3 separate regions of the Homo sapiens genome follow, and all the other regions are linked to region 1. A link is a loop called in an ENCODE intact Hi-C map of the cell type or tissue named here. Cell type or tissue: ascending aorta. All regions are shown on one strand.

Region 1 (2,500 bases):
TTAAACACACTTTCAATTTAGGAGTGTCTGTGAGGTTACAGGGCCAGGCCAGCAAATCAGATTGAAGTGTTTTGAGAATGAACTATGCTTTTGGAAGTTAAAATGACAAACCACTTCCAGTCCGTAACATTCCACGCTGCCTCATCCAAATGGCATTGTGACAAGAGACAACAGTCCTGTTCCATTACTCTCTTTTAAAAAATTCTTACAGTTTATTTATATAACCTGGGATGGCTGGCATTTTTCCAGAAATTCACACATGTTCAAGGTGCTACATATATAAAATATTGGCCCGCTCAACATCCCTAAAAGTAATCATCATTCCCTTTCTATAGAAGAGGAAGCTGGCATTGAGAAGGGTTAAGGGTCTCACCCAGGATTACCACTGCCCTCCAACGTGGGAGGCCTGGGATTGACCAGCCTGGGTTCTCACAGCCCACCTCACGAGTGTGAATGCGGCAGAAAGGCTGTAGGTGCCTCGTGTTGCCTTGTCTATGTCACCATTTGCTCTAGGACCAACTTTGTACACAGGATGAGGAATTAGTTGCTCAGTGATCCTGGCCTGGGAGGACCCCTGGATGATGAAAAGGAAGCCTTCTGAATACCCAGAAACGGGGAGAAGAAGAGGGATAGGCACTCAGGAGCTGGTGCGTGGGGGCTGCAGATTTTACCCTCAGACCTCTCATCTCTAAATGTTACCACTTGCATCCTCATTTTATTCAGCATGTACATTCAAGGTGACTTACTACAAACAGTTTTCTCTAAAATCTCTTCTAGCTCCAACGTTCAGGGGGTCCGTGATTCTAAGTCTACTGTCTGGCTTTGTTTTCAGTGGTTTAAGTTGTGTATATGCCATTTTTAACCAGGTTATGATGTCCTTGGGATATAAGCTTTTCTTTATACTCACATCTTCCTTGGTGTCCCAGGCACTGCTGGATGCACAATGAGCCCTTAATAATTGAGTTGGAAAAACCCAAGGCTGTAGTTTTCCTTAAGGGACAATATCCTAATGTTCCAGCAGAGGGCAATCCTTCTACATGAATGATGCCACTTTGGCCATTAAAAACATGGACTAGGCTGAGAATGAATCCTGACGAAGCCTATCCTGTCCAGATTTTAATGGGAATTTAAATATTTTTGAATCAAACTCTAGAAACATTCACCTCTGTTTATGATTGGGAAAGCCAAATGTTTTAAGAGAAAGAATTTAAAAATTAGTGGGATCTGTAAAAAATCTCAAGAATTTAGCAAGAAATTTTGATGTGTCCACATAACTATAAGCATATTCGGCTTGTATGTGTCTCATAGCCACAAAATAAGCAATCTCTTTTTTTAAACTTTCAAAAATAATACTATGAATAAAATGTGGGCCACAGTTTGCCCAAGTGGATCCAACATGCTTCCTGGGTTGCTGTCTTCCAAGAGGCTGTGGATCCTACTGAACTGAGATTTCAGGAAAGGATACAGAAGACTCTTGGCTGATGGCACTGGAATTCAGAACTGCTTGGGTGCAGGGTAGAGCTGTAGAAAGGGCTCCTTCTGCACAAAAGTGACCTGAGCACTTCCTAAAGGTCCAGAAAATTCCAAGAAAACAAGGAGCTTACACAAAGGTGGATGGTAAGAGAAATGATTATCCCGTGGTTCTTAAAATTATAACAAAATTGCTAAGTTAATGTGTCTGGCCTTCCATGTAAGTCAGACCCTCAGGAATGTGGACTTCTAGAGAGCAGTAACCAAGTGCCCTCTGCTTGGCTGACTACATACACACATGTCTGTGCACATAGGGCGGCTTCAGTGAGGTCTTCCTAATTGGTTTTCTTCCTCCCCCAGCAAAAATCTGCCTAACTAGGGTTCAGTTGAAATGTGTAACTGCCCAGATGATGGCACGCCCTGTGGCTTAATCCTTTCCTCATTCCATTCCCTCTATTGCCAGAAGTCCATGTGCTACTCAAATGCACGCACAGATGGGAGAAATCCATGGGCAACAATCCAAACCATGAAAAAAAATCACACTCTAGAGTCCTTCAACAAGTTCCAAATATGACCTGTCAATATCAAAAAAGATGACTTTATTATCGTTGAGTCTGTTCAAGAAAGAATAAATAGTGACTAAAGGAGGATTCCCAGAAAATTTCAGCCTTTTGCCTGGAACTGACCTTACAGTAATGGATGAGGTAAGTGAGATGCTAGCCTGGTTTTTATGTTTCGTAAAGGCACATTAAGAAAAAGGAACCTGCACTATGTACCTCCGTTGGTCTCTGGCATCGTCATGCATCCCTTTACCCTCCACTTTACTGAGCATCTGTCATCTGAATATCCACTGCCCCCCAAGACCTAGGTAGGCTTGGGGCTGAGACAGGAGAGATGGGGAAAGAGCCCGGGAGCAGGGGAGACATGTAAGTGTGCAGGGGCTCCCCAGGGTGCTATGGGGAAACTCCTACTGGATTCACTGTCCTCTGGGAACTCTTTCCACCCTGATGTCCTGTGATTCAAGGGACTG
Region 2 (2,500 bases), 69 kb after region 1:
TTGAAACAGGGATGAAAGTCTATATTTCCCCTAACTCCCATCTTCACCAGGTTATTCAAGAAGAAAACTAACAAGAAAAATGGCTGAGCCAAACCAAAGGAAAATGCGTGCCTGCTTCCCTAGACCTCCGTGTAAACAGAGAGGTGGCTTCAAGGGAAGAATCCCACAGTGGGCCTGGGGAGCACACTCCTGTGTCCAGGCTGATGGGCAGCCTGGGAGCAAAGACTATGGGCAGAACCAGAGGAGAGAGGAGAAGCAGCAACCTCCTCTTACGAGTTTGCCAGACATAAGTGAAGTCTTGTTTGGACAAAAAAGAGCAGTAAATAATATCCAGAAAGAGCTGGACTTCCGTGGTTTGGGGAAATTTTGAAGTCAGCTGAGCCAGTTCAGATCTTGACACAGCACTTAAACCACCTCCCCAGGAGCTGCCAAGCCTTGTCTGTGTGGACTTAACCTAACAGTCAAGTTGTTGAAAGCTCAAATAAGTACAGAATCTGGGGGGAGAACTAAAATAATAAAATTTAGTTCCTTATGCCTGGGCAGGAAGTCAACCGCATTTTCAGTGAAAGTATATGTGATGCCCTCTGATGTAAAAAACAGGTACTAGTGAGAAATATAAGCTTCCTATTTCTTTAGCAGCATGTTTCACTCTAGATTTGCCAGCCACAACTGGTTATTAGGATGACAATAATCAAATAGAATGTTGGAATCAAAGTAATGCCATCATTTTATTTAAGAGGTTGATCTAAGCATCTAATTCTTAAATTGAAGACAGGCAGTCTCCACTCTTCCCTGCCTCAGAGACTGTCCTGATGTATTTAGCTGGTGTTTAGAAAATTAGCACAATTCTACTTCTTATTGGCCCAGTCCAGAAATTGTTAGGTTCCCAGCTGGCTCCAGCATAAAAGGTGTTAAAAGCAGTCTTTCCATCTCTCCATGCAGTCACCCCACCTGGTGGTAGAGGGGACAACTGCAGGCTATAAAGAGCTGGGGGTGAAAACTTGTCTTTTGCCAGTCTACTTGTAAAACCAGTTTCCACTGTTTCTCTGCATTTATTAGACACTGAACATCTTTGTATCTTTTATTGAGATTCAAAGCATGTTGCCATTGAAATATACTACTGATCAACACCAGAGTTTTGAGCTGCTCTGTTATATGACCTAGGCTGGTTCGAATATTACAGCAACATTTTAATAACATACTTCTTAATCTTATAAAGTAATGTATCTCATATATGTTTTTCTTACAAAATTGTATACAAATATTCTGTGGATAGAAATTTAAAAATGTATTCATGCATTTTCTAGTTAGCATCACAAACCACAAAGATTCGTACCATAAATGAAGTAGTTTTTAAAATGAAAAAAAGAAATAAAGTAGTTTACAGCTTGAATATTTTAAATAAAGCTGTTGGTTCATTTACTCATTTACTGATTCCATATATTATTCCTAAGTCCCAACTACATGCCAAGCACTGTGGTGGGTACTGGGGAAATAAAGGAAATCTAGGCATTGTTCCTGCCATCGAGGAGCTGAGTACAGTTCAGTAGGGAGACAGGTAAGTGACCAGGCACATCCAGAAAGAGTCTCAGATATATCTAGTGCCCCCAGCTGCTGCCTGGCACAGTGTGGATACTAAAATATTTCTTGAAGGAGTGCTGACCATGTGACATAAAAGCATGCATTAGGAACATGTAGTCCAGGCTCAGCAGTGGTGGTGCAGGGTATTTCAAATATATGCCCTATGTCATTATGCTAACATAAACGTGCTCATTTGAAGGAATAGACACACTTAACCATGATGGCACCAAATGACAACTCCATACTTTTATTGGAAAATTTAGGTAACTAGTACACTCTGTTCTGCAAAATGCCAGCTATGTAAGGTTTTAGGTGAAGCAGTTATATTTTAATCGACAGTCTCTCTGCATGCTAGGTTAACAGTGCAAAGTCACATGCCATTTGTTACAATGGGAAAGAAGAAATATACAAACCTTTCTTCTCTTGCTTGCCTTTGCTCCTCTCTTTTGTCTAAATAATCTCGGCTAATGGAAATATGTAGAACAAACAAACAGGAAAAGAAAGTAACAGAATTAGATACTCAGAAAATTACCAATAAATTATAAACAGTATATCATGAAAGACTGGCACTGCCTCAGAAATGTAAAATGGTTGTAGCTGAATTTTTAAAAGTTTAAAGCCTGTACTTCAAAATTATTAAATACAATCGATCTTCAATACAATCACAGGGATTGCAGAAAACATAGGATTATTGGATTCACCCAGAAACACTACTAATTACTTGTTGGAAAGAATGTAAGTATCTGAGGAAAGAGAAGTTTTTAAAAAATCCATAAATAAAATACAGCAATAACAAGCAAGCAATAGCTTTTGGAGGTGATTAGCATCCAGTTGAGCTCTGGTAGCTTCATAACAGCCATCTTAAGAATTAAATCTAAGTTCCTTGGCCATTCTATGTTGCACTCCACAAGCTGAATAT
Region 3 (2,500 bases), 470 kb after region 1:
GCTCAGGGCTGTTACTGTGCAGACTTCTTCCAAAGCCCCTTCTCTTCTCATGCAAGTCAATCTTTTTGTATCTAATTTTTAATTCATGGTTTTATATTCTTTGTTTGTTTCTGTTTGGGGTTGGGTTTTTATTGGGTTTTGGTTTGTTTTTTGTTTTGCAGGGTTTCTTTTTCTTTTTCTTTCGAGACAGGGTCTTGCTGTGTCACTCAGGCTGGCTCACTGCAACCTCCACCTCCCTGGCTCAAGCAGTCCTCTCACCTCAGCCTCCAGAGTAGCTGAAACCACAGGTGCATGCAGTCACACTCAGATAATTTTTAATATTTTATAGAAATGAAGTCTCACTATATTGCCCAGGCTGGTCTCAAACTCCTGGCCTCAAGTGATGCTCCTGCCTCAGCCTCCTAAAGTTCTGGGATTACAGGTATCAGCCACTGCACCTGGCCTGATTTTGTATTCTTTTCCTTAAAGATGACTTTAAAATTGCATGCATTTTAGGCTCACAAAACCTAGATCTGCTGCTGAGAATGGGCACTATATATTAAAGCTCTCTCAATGTACACACACACTCCACATAGATGCATTAAAATACTCTCTCTATATATACATATACACATCTCTATACATATTAAAACGTTTTCTATATGTACATATATTTATATATTTTTGTATACAGTCACACACCCACTCAGAAAGAGAGAGAGAGAGACTCTACCTAATGAAATCACCAATGCAAAGCAGCGTCCTTAAAGAATTCTAAGAAAAATAGGGAACCCCAAAAGAATGGTCGATGTAAAGTAGGTTTAAGTAATCTGATCAAGAAATAATTCAGAAACTAACTTTTAAACGACACCAACATCAATACTGAAAATCATCTGAAATCTGGTCCATTCAGTAACCCAGGCAGAGGGTCAGAGGTGTGATCATGTTTGCCATTCTTCTCTTTAGGATTTGCTGACCCAATTTGCACCAGTTTTTAGCCTCTTGAAGAAACAAATTCTGCACTTACCTAATGCTGCCAGCAGGTGGTAGACTTGGATTACTCAGGCATAATTATTTTGAGGCACTGAGCTAAAATACAAACTGGCTCATTTGATCTCGATTCTATAAGATAGATCCTGTGGTTTTCCTCGCTTTTCAGATGAGACATAGTAAGACTTAGAGATGTTCAATCACTTGCTCATATAGTATGATGTTTTCCATGATTTTTATTTGGAGATTTGCAAAGTGAGTTATGTAGAAGTTAATTCTGTCTGCACAAACAAGAGAATAGGGAAAAGACTAAAAACAAAAAGGAAAGACAGGCTGAAGGTGCCTGCCAGGTGGATGGATCCTAGCTTTCCTTCTGCTTCCAAGGATGTCCTGAACTCTTCCCTTGGCAAGAAGAGCCTCAGCCTTTCTTGGAGATCCGAGGTGCTGGGAACACTGCCTGCCCAGTGAAGGTTTCTGCTGCTTTCAGTGTCCTTGGATGGCTTGTTGTATCAGCATCCTCTTCAAGCACTAGCCAGCATTCGGTTCTAGCAGTGGATCTCTGGATCCGCTGGATCCCTGTAGCCTGTGCTGTCCTCAGTAGCTTACCCCTCCCTCTCGGATAAAAAAGAGCTGAGAAGGATGGGACACAGTTGGTCCAGAGGGCTTCTTCTGATCAGAGGGTCACTCCAAAGAACAAATGCCATCACTGGAGCCAGCCTTCCAGTGCCTAGCGTCTCTCATCGCAGTTGAAAGGTTGTGGCACACTCCAAATGCCTTTTCCTCTCTTCCCTTGCTGAAGGCCCTGGAGGCCAGAGGTAGTTGTTGGTGGAAACGGACATGGCAGCTTCTGTATGGACAGCATTCTTTTTTTTTTTGAGATGGAGTCTCTTGCTGTCACCCAGGCTAGAGTGCAGTGGCATGATCTCAGCTCACTGCAAACTCCGCCTCCCGGGTTCAAGTGATTCTCCTGCCTCAGCCTCCTGAGTAGCTGAGATTACAGGCGCCCGCCACCATGCCCAGCTAATTTTTTTGTATTTTTAGTAGAGACAGGGTCTCACCATGTTGGCCAGGATGGTCTCAATCTTCTGACCTCGTGATCCACCCACCTTGGGCTCCCAAAGTGTGGGGATTACAGGCATGAGCCACTGAACCCAGTTCATGGACAGCTTTCTGTCATCCCAAGGAGATGGCACTCTGACCATCTGTGGGACTTCCCTTTCAATCTCACAGGCCAACCTGGTCCCTGCTAGATGTACACCTGGCTCCCGAACCTCCCTGAAAGCGCCATTGTCCTTGTGATCATCTGATAAGAGCCATCTAGCTCACTGAACACGAGAACTGTGGGACCGTGCCCATGGCTTAAGCCTGTAATCCCAGTGTTTTGGGAGGCTGGGGCGGGAGGATGACTTGAGCAAGGGGTTTGAGGTTACAGTGAGCTATGATCATGCCACTGCACTCCAGCCTGGGTGATAGAGTGAGATGCTGTTCTATAAAAAAGAACTGTGGTCTTTTCTTTTCTCACAATCACCAT

Evidence for each region. Hi-C counts contacts between places; a loop is a spot of excess contacts. Peaks named below come from ENCODE experiments on the same cell type or tissue, not always from the same donor. Only the 100,000 strongest peaks of a DNase experiment are listed, where the experiment ranks them.
Region 2: it touches region 1 in a loop (7-fold over the local background); 80 of 110 quality-filtered maps call a loop at or near these places.
Region 3: a loop joins it to region 1, with 3 times the contacts of the local background. A loop is called at or near these places in 25 of 110 quality-filtered maps.

What each region holds. Positions count from the first base shown.
Region 1 is chr18:36,755,833-36,758,332 of GRCh38, reverse strand. All of the region lies in intron 25 of FHOD3 (formin homology 2 domain containing 3), which reads right to left. Among named protein-coding and RNA genes, the nearest start is that of TPGS2, 72 kb to the left of the region's middle. In ascending aorta, a CTCF peak has its summit at 1,019 (motif pointing right); no DNase peak of the experiment used is centred here; H3K27ac peaks cover 958 bases.
Region 2 is chr18:36,686,673-36,689,172 of GRCh38, reverse strand. It overlaps FHOD3 (formin homology 2 domain containing 3), which reads right to left. Exons shown (of 29, transcript NM_001281740.3): 16 at 1,995-2,045. Among named protein-coding and RNA genes, the nearest start is that of TPGS2, 140 kb to the left of the region's middle. In ascending aorta, a CTCF peak has its summit at 958; a DNase peak (open chromatin) is centred at 942.
Region 3 is chr18:36,283,405-36,285,904 of GRCh38, reverse strand. No RefSeq gene overlaps it. Among named protein-coding and RNA genes, the nearest start is that of FHOD3, 13 kb to the left of the region's middle. In ascending aorta, a CTCF peak has its summit at 1,027 (motif pointing right); a DNase peak (open chromatin) is centred at 1,011.